2 separate regions of the Mus musculus genome follow, and region 1 is linked to region 2. A link is a contact called in ENCODE Hi-C data. All regions are on one chromosome and are shown on one strand. The core of a region is the stretch at or near the end of the contact, and the rest is flanking DNA. Distances in the headings are between cores, read along the strand shown.

Evidence for each region. A loop is a pair of places that touch in the nucleus more often than their neighbours do.
Region 1: a loop to region 2 is called in a map of left cerebral cortex, with 6 times the contacts of the local background. The contact joins the promoter of Rad1 here to the promoter of Lmbrd2 in region 2. A Hi-C loop is called at or near these places in 2 of 37 maps with a recorded cell type or tissue (T-helper 17 cell and left cerebral cortex).

Annotation. Positions count from the first base shown.
Region 1 is chr15:10,483,369-10,488,148 of GRCm38, reverse strand. Rad1 (RAD1 checkpoint DNA exonuclease) reads right to left here and starts at 2,131. Exons shown (of 6, transcript NM_011232.3): 1 at 1,885-2,131; 2 at 1,433-1,696; 3 at 51-159. The coding sequence starts at 1,630. It overlaps Brix1 (BRX1, biogenesis of ribosomes), which reads left to right and starts at 2,212. Exons shown (of 10, transcript NM_026396.3): 1 at 2,212-2,414; 2 at 4,743-4,780. The coding sequence starts at 2,256.
Region 2 is chr15:9,138,641-9,143,341 of GRCm38, reverse strand. It overlaps Lmbrd2 (LMBR1 domain containing 2), which reads right to left and starts at 2,772. Exons shown (of 18, transcript NM_177178.3): 1 at 2,602-2,772. It overlaps Skp2 (S-phase kinase-associated protein 2), which reads left to right and starts at 2,888. Exons shown (of 10, transcript NM_013787.3): 1 at 2,888-3,158; 2 at 3,639-3,910. The coding sequence starts at 3,151.

The sequences.
Region 1 (4,780 bases), core at 882-3,381, 1.3 Mb before region 2:
TATGCCACAACAATAGTAGTAGCAGTAGTTGTAGTAGTAAAATAGTTCACCTGGTGTAGGACTTGATCCAAAAATAGATAAACAGTCTAAAAGGATAGTTAAGTTAATTCGAAAAGTAACAGATTCTTCCTGAATGACAAATTCCTGAAACACGTCAGCCTATGAGAAAGCAAACATGAAAACATGAAAGTGGATTATATTAAAGAATGAAAATTCACACGTCTATATTTCACTTTATGCTTAGAAAGTAACAATACTCTGCCAACTCCATGAGAGTATTTCTCATTCCCAACTAAGACATACTAAGTTTTCAACCTTTCCCCACTTGAATACTACTGAATGGTTTAATCATTAAACGTGGAACACTAAGTGATGGCTCATCAGTTAAGAATACTTGCTAATCTTCTAGAAGACACAGGTTTAATTTCCAGCACCCACACGGTGACTAAAATCCTTTTGTAACCATTTTCAGGGGATCCAACACCCCCTTCACAGGAACTTGGCAGGAACCAGGTACACGCCTTTTGGAGACATTCATGCAGGCAAAACACTCATACACACGAAATTAAGAAGCCAGGAGCTGGAGGTTGGCTCAGAGGTTAAGAGCACTGACTGCTCTTCCAGAGGTAGAGGTCAATTCCCAGCAACCACATGGCTCACCACTATGTGTAATGGGTTCTGATGCCCTCTTCTGGTCTGTCTGAAGACAATGTACTCACATACATAAAATAAACCTTTCTAAAAATATTAAAAAGCCAAACACCACAAAGTTACCACCCCCTAGTAAGGGCTCTTCATCTTCATTTCTGTATCTAAATTTAACACCTATGTGAACTTGCCCTAACTCTGTCTTGTGCCTATCCCTTAAAGCTAAAGTCACTTAAGGATAGGATAATTCAGTGTCAGGCAGTGGTGGTACATGCCTTTAATCCCAGCACTTGGGAGGCAGAGGCAAGGCAGAAGCAGGCGGATCTCCAAGAACTTGAAGCCAGTCTGGTCTATAAACCAAGTTCCAGGTAACCAGGGTTACATGTTAGACTCTATCTCCGGGGGAAAATGCTCCGAGGAAAAATTACAGCCAATAAGAGGAAAAACTAAAACGTGCATGACAATAATACTGTAAAGAGTAAATAGGGTTCTCGCCCTAATTCAATCAGTTGTAAGACTACTGAAAATTAAATCTGGTGCCACTATGTCAAACGAGAAAGTGTCTATATGTGTAAAGATTAAAAGAGGAAAATGGTGAGAAGAGTCATTAATAAACTATCACTAGTAATCGTTATCTGTGTGAGACAAGATGGGGAAAGTATTTGTTGGCAGGAAAGAAAAAAAAGTAACGACATTTTGTTCACTAACTTGAGTTTTGTTGAATTAAGTCCTTCCAAATTCATTCATTAGGGAATGCTTTAAAAATGTCTTCACTCCCCCATACCTGAATAAAGGCATTTGCTTGCACACACTTTGCATTCTCCACTGTAACCTTGATTCCGTTTTTGGTAGCAAAACACGTGGCGTGTTCTCTGAAATGAATGGCTTTCAAGACAGTGGAGAGATTCCTAACGTTGTCAAGGCTGGCCACTAAGCAGTACTGTTCGTACTCCTCTTCATTGTACTGGGTTAGGAGAGGCATGGATGGTCCACGGTACCGTCGGCTCCGAGAAGAAGGATGCTCCTCTTCCGGAAGATGTGTGAAAACCTGAGACACGGAACAACAAACCTCGCTATCAGTGCGGACAGGACTGGCGACCTCAACCCGAGCCGAAATCGAGATCATTCTATTTTCATGTCTCAAAACTACGGTATTCTACACTGAATGCAGTTCACAGGGTAGCTCTAAAAGGCGCGGGTAACCGGGCTTGCTTAGCACCTCTGAGCGCCACCAACCTGGCTTGCAGGAGAACGCGACTTCGGCCCGCTCGCCGCACAGCGGCCACTAAGGGAGCCCCTGGCGCCAGGCTGTGGGTGACGTCCGACCCCTCAAAGCCCCTGCCACCCCAGCCCCAAGAACACCCTGAGCGTCCAAAAAGCTAGCAAGCCAGGCAAACAGCTCCCGCCACCGTTCAGATACGCAACCACCTAGGCCACCGTCACCACCGAGCCGCCGTGTGCCTAGAGAGTCTACCTCGAGACCGGAAGCGAGCGCCTTGGAGCCGGATGACTTAACTCACAGCCTAACGTGGGCTACCATAGAGATCGGAAGGCAGAGCGAGCGGCAGAACCGGAAGTGCAGGCAGCGACCGACGCGGCGAGGCGAGATGGCGGCGACCAAGAGAAAGCGGCGTGGAGGCTTGGAGGTTCAAGCGAAGAAGCCAAAAAGGAGCTCGAAAGATGCCGGGCAGCCAGCTAAGCAGGCCGATGTGGCCAAAGAGGCGGAGGAGGAAAATAGAGATCGTATTCCAGGTCCGGTTTGCAAGGTAAGAGGCCCGACTCCCGAAGTTGGAGTCGGCGCTCTGACCCACCTTTGGGCCACCGAAGCAGCGAAGTGACTCCAGTCAAAACTTGACAGGATCTTATGCTTAGGGTTCCCTGGAGGGACTGGACAGTGTTTATGTCTAATTTTCGTGTAGATGGCCTTCTTCCTGGAGACAGCAGTTCGTAGACCCTAAGCCAGTTAACAGGGAGTTGATTTAATGGGTGTTTAGTTCCAGGATCCTTGTCTTCCAGTTACTGACCCCCACCCCGCCTCCCCAGAGTAATGGTTTTCCTTTGTCTTTTTTTTTTTTTTTTCTCAGAGTCTTTTTGGTGTAACTATAAATTCCTTCTGTTTTGGTCCGTATCACATAGGATTACCGAAGTATGTATGTATGTATGTATGTATTTATTTATTTATTTGCCAAGCCTTTAAAGCTACAGTCCTGTGAGTCTGTGACTCTGACTTGTTTGGTTAGATCTTTTAACTCAAGGGTCCTAGACCACTAGTTTTACTGTGTCAAACAGTGCGACACACTTATACCAAGATGAGCTTCCCTGGCCTTAGCATCTAGGAAATAATGAACAAGAGTTCCTCCAGAAATATTGGAGTTTAGAAGGAAAGAAGGCTTCATAGAAAACTGTGTGTCTCTTCTAAAGGCCAGCAGGTTCTTGTTGGAGTTACTTTCAGTCACCTGGAAACTCCTTAAGGAAGGTATCTGTATGGAGGAAATCTTGCCTCAGACTTGTTAGTCCTTTGTGCTTAGTGTAGTACTCAAGTACTGAGTGAGGCAATGTGGACATTGTACCCCACTTTTAATTAACAGTTAAATCTTGTACCTTTGTCTGAAAGGATAAAAGTGACTTTTGAGGAAAATTAGCTGGTTTTCAATAAAAGTTAGTGCGCTCCCTCTTAGGAGCTGGACATGAAACATGAAGGGAACTAATCTGAATCACACTATGATATATGAATTGGAATTAATGAGACAATTACTACTATTAGGGTGGTAAGGAAACACCCTAATAGTAACTTTTAGCTGAATTTCAAAGAAAGGCTTAAATTTATGTATTTAGAAAGACAGGGGGGGGGGGTGGTGGAAAAAATTCATCAACGGCATTAAATGGGGGTTTAGAAATTCTAAACTCAGCTGGTTAGCTGAGAATGTGCAGGGTCAGTGTTGGGCAGTGGAGGTGTAAACAGTGAACATGTAGTATAGAGGGTATTTGACATTTTGAGGTTTGGAAACCAAGATTAAATTGGGGCTAGTTGGCTGTCAGCGGTGATTCTGTCTGGGCAAGCCAGACATCCAAGAGCTTCGCAGCTGATAATCAGTCACAGGGATTTGAGGACACTTGTAAGCGTTATAAATTGTTGTAAGGAGGTACCGATTTAGTAGTGCTTATGATGTCTATATAAGAAACTAGAGACAGCTGGGCGTGGTGGCACACTCCTTTAATCCCAGCACTCGGGAGGAAGAGGCAGGCAGATTTCTGAATCCAAGTTCCAGGACAGCCAGGGCTACACAGAGAAACCCTGTCTTGAAAAATAGAGAGAGAGAGAGAGAGAGAGAGAGAGAGAGAGAGAGAGAGAGAGAGAGAGAGAGAGAAACTAGAGGTAAAGGGGTCTTCAGAGCATGAGGAACTGAAATGAAGTAGCAGAAAGATGGAAGGACAGGAGAGGAGAAAGGAATGTTGGTAAGGAAATATGCTAGATTTAAATTTGGTAAAGGTTTGTGTTACACAGACGAGCTTGAAGCTTTACTTTAGTGCATGCATTACTAGAGCTAGAGAGACTTCTTACCCTTCTGTACATGGTTAAAACTGGAAATGAAGCCAGGCACTGATGGCGTACGCCTTTAATCCCAGCACTCGGGAGGCAGAGGCAGGTGGATTTCTGGGTTCAAGGCCAGCCTGGTCTACAGAGTGAGGTCCAGGATAGCCAGGGCTATACAGAGAAACCATGTCTCAAAAATCCAAAACAAAAAACAAACACAGAAAAAAAAAACCTGGAAATGAACATAGGTACTGTAATGGAGACCAATAAAAAGTTAAAAATGAAAGGGTGCTAAGAAAAGATCCTTATGGTGGTGAGGGGCAGTTGAAAAGTGGTTTGTTTTGTTTTGTTTTAATGTTTCTCAGTTGCGGACAGTTGTCTGTATTCCCAGGATAGCCTCAGTTTCCTGGTTCAAGTGCTCCTCCTGCTTCAGCCTCCCTAGCTGGGACTACATAGAGGTATACCAGTGATGCCAGAGATTGGAGACTTGACGACTGTCAGAAACACACCAAGTATGTTCAGCACAAAATGTTAAGCTCTAAGGTTTTCTTTTCTTCAGGGCAAATGGAAAAATAAGGAACGGATCCTCATCTTTTC
Region 2 (4,701 bases), core at 1,523-4,022:
CATTTTCATAAAGAATAATTTAAAAATATTCTACTAGTCTTCAAGATTACTCAAGACTCAATACTCAAAAAGTCATGTTTAATAGGGAATTTAACTTTTTCCTTTGTGGGTAATTATTTCATTTAAATTACAGTAGTTTTTCTTTTCTAATTTTTATGAAAGAACTACAAAGTAAGCTAGAAGAAATAAGAATATTTTTGTTATTGATCTAATCTGCCAATACAGATCATTAAATCAAAGAAAATGAAGATAACAATCAAACTGAGGAAGAAAAGGAGATAGTTATGGAATTTGACAGGCAACTGGAAACATGCTTGCTAAAACTGTCTCTTGCATTTTGTTCCTCTAACCTAAATAACAGAAGGAGCAAAAGGAATCTCTTAGTCTCTCTATGTCACAATGGTGCCTTTAGGCTTCATTGTATTTCTCTGGTTGTATTTGATTTTCAAAAATGGGACCAACAGTTGTACACATATAGCATATATGTCAGTTGTGATGGACACACATACAGCATATATGTCAGTTGTGATGGACACACATACAGCATATATGTCAGTTGTGATGGGCACACATACAGCATATATGTCAGTTGTGATGGACCCACATACAGCATATATGTCAGTTGTGATGGACACACATACAGCATATATGTCAGTTGTGATGGGCAGTCCTTTCTAGACTCTCCGGGGCCCTACAGACAGTGACTGCCTGTAACTACGACATGGTTTTAGCTGTGTAAATGGCACTGCTATTGCCTTTCTCCATTTATGTCAGTGTTCTAGCTGAGGCTTCCAGAGAACATTAGACATTATTCAACCTAATGATACTTTCAGTTATCGAAAATGATTTTGTTATCCTGGACTCACATTCATTCTAATGCTAAAACTATGTTTTAAAAGACTTATTAAAATAAAATACAATGTGTTAAGTAAGATTAAATAAGATTAATCAGGAAATAAAATATTTTACATTAGCAGCAATCACAATGTAGTGTTTAAGAGATCAGTCTCTTAAAGTCTCTATGGTGAGTTTCTATGTAGCTAATAACCTCACATCTTCAATGGACACAATTCCTCTATCAAAAAGAATCGTAACGGGCAGTGGTGGCACACACCTTTAATCCCAGCACTTGGGAGGCAGAGGCAGGTGGATTTCTGAGTTCGAGGCCAGCTTGGTCTACAGAGTGAGTTCCAGGTCAGCCAGGGCTACACAGAGAAACCCTGTCTCGAAAAACCAAAGGAAAAAAAAAATAAAAAGAATCGTGTGTGTATCAATACAAACCTTTTCAGTATATTATGGAAATAGCTGTGATTAAAGAAATGCAAAAGAACACCGGTTTCATTATCAAGGCAAATCAGGAGGCTCCTAATTTCAAAGTTGATAGGCTTTCCTTTCCTAGAGAGAACCTTGTGCCCACTAATTTAAATATCCTAAGGTCTCTGCTAACTCTTAGCTGAATTCAGGGCTGTTTTATATTTACTAGAATTTACTCTTGAACGAGTTACATCCTAACAGAAAGGACAAAGTTCAAGAGAAGGCAAATGAGTTTTTCAAAGTAACAAAAGATAACTTTATACACTATTTCAGAAGGTCTCACTTTAGATACTTTCCATAACAAAACTGTGACTACATACTTATTCTCCTAGTCTTTCTTTTCAAGTAAAACCAATTTGCAAAAAGGTCTTTTTTTTTTACACCAATCTCACTCACAGGAACTAAAAGTTCATGAATCTCTTCCTCTCAAGAAGTAACTGATGCAAAGATTATGCTAGAAACAAAGACAAAACTGAGCATGAAGGATTTAATTCCACTATAAAACGAATCTTGCTCTCTCCACAAAGAAACACAAGTGTATGCAATCTAACATACTAAACCAATATTCTAATGTTTTTGATGAAGGTGGCCTGCTTTTTTCTCAACTCTATAAATCTTCATTTTTACTGGACTAGAAATGCATCCCCCTACCCTCTCCCCTGTTGCACAGTTTGCACACCTGAATTTTGCATGGTCATTCTAATCTAATCGCCCCCGACCTCTTCAGAGGCTAAATTAGCATAGTTTCTAGGCAGAGAGATTCTAGGACAGGCTGTGGATTGAGTCAGAGGCACCTAAACAGCTTTCAGGGTGGTCTCTCCTTGCAAGCGGAGCCTCCCTTTTTCCCTTTGGTATTTGGGAGACTCATCAAGGATCCAAGAGGATGCACGCGGGAACCACTGCTGGCTCCTGCCGCCTTAAAAATAAACCATCGCTCCTCTTGGAGCTGCGCTTTAGCTCGAAAAAGGCTTCCCCTCGCACGCTGATTTGATCTTCAGTGCCAGCCCATGAGGTGTGCCGCGTCCTCGAGCCTAGTTTACAAGTGAGGAAAGGATCGCGTCCACAGACCCAGTCCTAAGGGCCGCCCACTGCCAGGTGGAGGAAGGCGAATGGCAGGAGTGCCACCCGCAGCCTCTCACCTGGCGGGCCATCGAGACCCCGGAGATGGGCCTGGCGGCGGCGGCCACTCACCATCTGGAACTCCCCCCAAGTCTATGTCCGCCAGGGACTGGGCCGGGACCCCAGACCCTGACGCACCTCACGCGTCCCCGCCCCCCTCACGCTCACCGTCGGACCTCGCCAGACAGCGTCTGGAAGGGACTCAGAAGCTTCGCGTCCGCCGCAGCCTGCCGGGGTCACGGATCCTTCAGTCCCGGGCGACCGTGGCGGTGATCACCCGAAGGCCCGTGAGCTCCGGGAAAAGGAAAACCTGCTCCCAGTCAATCGGCTGACATTTCCCAGCCAGCCGGAGCTCCACCCACTTCCGCCTGCCTGTCCTCCTCCTCCTCCTCCTCCTCCTTCAATCCCGCCCGGCGCCGCAGGGAGTTGTGGGTATCTGGAGGGTTGGTCCGAAATCAGAGTGGAAGAACCCAGGCAGGACTACGAGCTAGGCTCGGAACTACAATTCCCAGCAGGCAACGGGGCGTCAGAAGGCGGCTGCTGGAGAGCGGGATGCAGAACTCCGCGCGCGCGGTGGTGATGGAACGTTGCTAGTTCGCGGGTCCAACTGCTGGGGCCCCGGGGATCACTCTAAGCCGAGCGCTAAAACAGGAGTCTGGAAGGCAGGCAGCGCTTCAATTAATTCAAGCATTCAAAACTCCTGAATCAGTGGACACCATGCATAGGTAAACCGATTGCAAAAAAACCGGACAAAACATGAATGAACCGTTTGAATTCTTTTAGGCCGCGAATGTTGCTTCTTGTTCAAATAATCTGGTTATGTGAATGTTTGCTTAGAGAAAAAGGATGGATGAATGCTTTAGTGCGAATATCAATGTGGAGTTTAATTTGGCTTCCTAATTAAGTTTTCCTTCCTCTACTTTGAGTCATGGTATCAGTGCCGTCCCTCTTTTTCCCTCCACGGGAAGAAATTATTGAGGCCTTCTGCGTGACCATAAATCCCAAAGCCTTTCAAAGTATATATGTTCCCGATTTTTCTCTTTCATTCTTGTATTTCTCTCGCTTGTAGGCACGTTTAAAAAATGCAGTACTGTCACTTGCTGGGACTTTTCTCCACTCCATTCTTTACTCTTCTTTCATGCCTACCTTGGAATTATTTAGGGGTGTATTTTCAAAAGGAATAGAGAATGTCTGCCCTTCTGCAGGAAGCACCTTCAGGAGATTCCGGACCAGAGTGGCAACGTCACCACCAGCTTCACGTGGGGATGGGATTCCAGCAAGACTTCTGAACTGCTATCAGGCATGGGTGTCTCGGCCTTGGAGAAGGAGGAGGTGGACAGTGAGAACATCCCACATGGACTGCTCTCAAACCTCGGCCACCCCCAGAGCCCTCCAAGGAAACGAGTCAAGGGCAAAGGGAGTGACAAAGACTTTGTGATCATCCGTCGGCCGAAGCTTAGTCGGGAGAACTTTCCAGGTAATGCACAACACTAAGATCCAAACTGTATTGTAATGGGTTGAACTATTTTGTTTTAACTAAATTCGATTGAATTATTTCCTTGGGGAATCTTTTTGGATCGGTGCCTAAAATTGCCTAGTTTTGGTGCCTAAAATTGCCTAGTTTGGAAGTGTGGCAGTGAAATGGATTCCAGTCATTAAGTCTTCAGGAATCTTGGTTGGTCTTTATCTTGTGGTCAACAATTGACTTGAAGCTTTTTTCCTGCCCTTTTCCTTAGAAAGGAATCTTCCTGCTCAAAGTCCAGCTCAGTACACTGACATATGGGAACAGAAGCAGGGATCTTAGAGGGTCCCCTTTTGTCTCTATATACTTCTTTGTATCTGAGCAAGCTTTGTATGGTAATGACTTAGATTATTGGTAGGCACATTAGGAAGGTAAATGTTACTAAGTAGAAGAGACTTAGATTGCTCCGCTTGCAAGCAGGCCCTTGGGGGTGTGGTGTTTCCCTTACTGTGACATTGCATCTACAGTCATAGAACCCTGAAATGTGGTCTCATCCCCACTGCCCCCACTACCCAGCTAGTCACTGTGTCTTTCACTCTTGTGTGGCAGCTGTTTCAAGCTTTCATCATCTCTTCCTGGATTATTGTAATAGATTTATATTGTCAGCTTTCTTCTCAGCTCTGTCTCCAGGAGGCAGGGTGGATTGATGAGATCAGAATTTACCTGAAATTCTTCTCTCACTAGTGACTCCCACTCCTTGATTCCCCAAACATTTTTAAATAAAGCGCCTCCAGGGCAGATCCAGA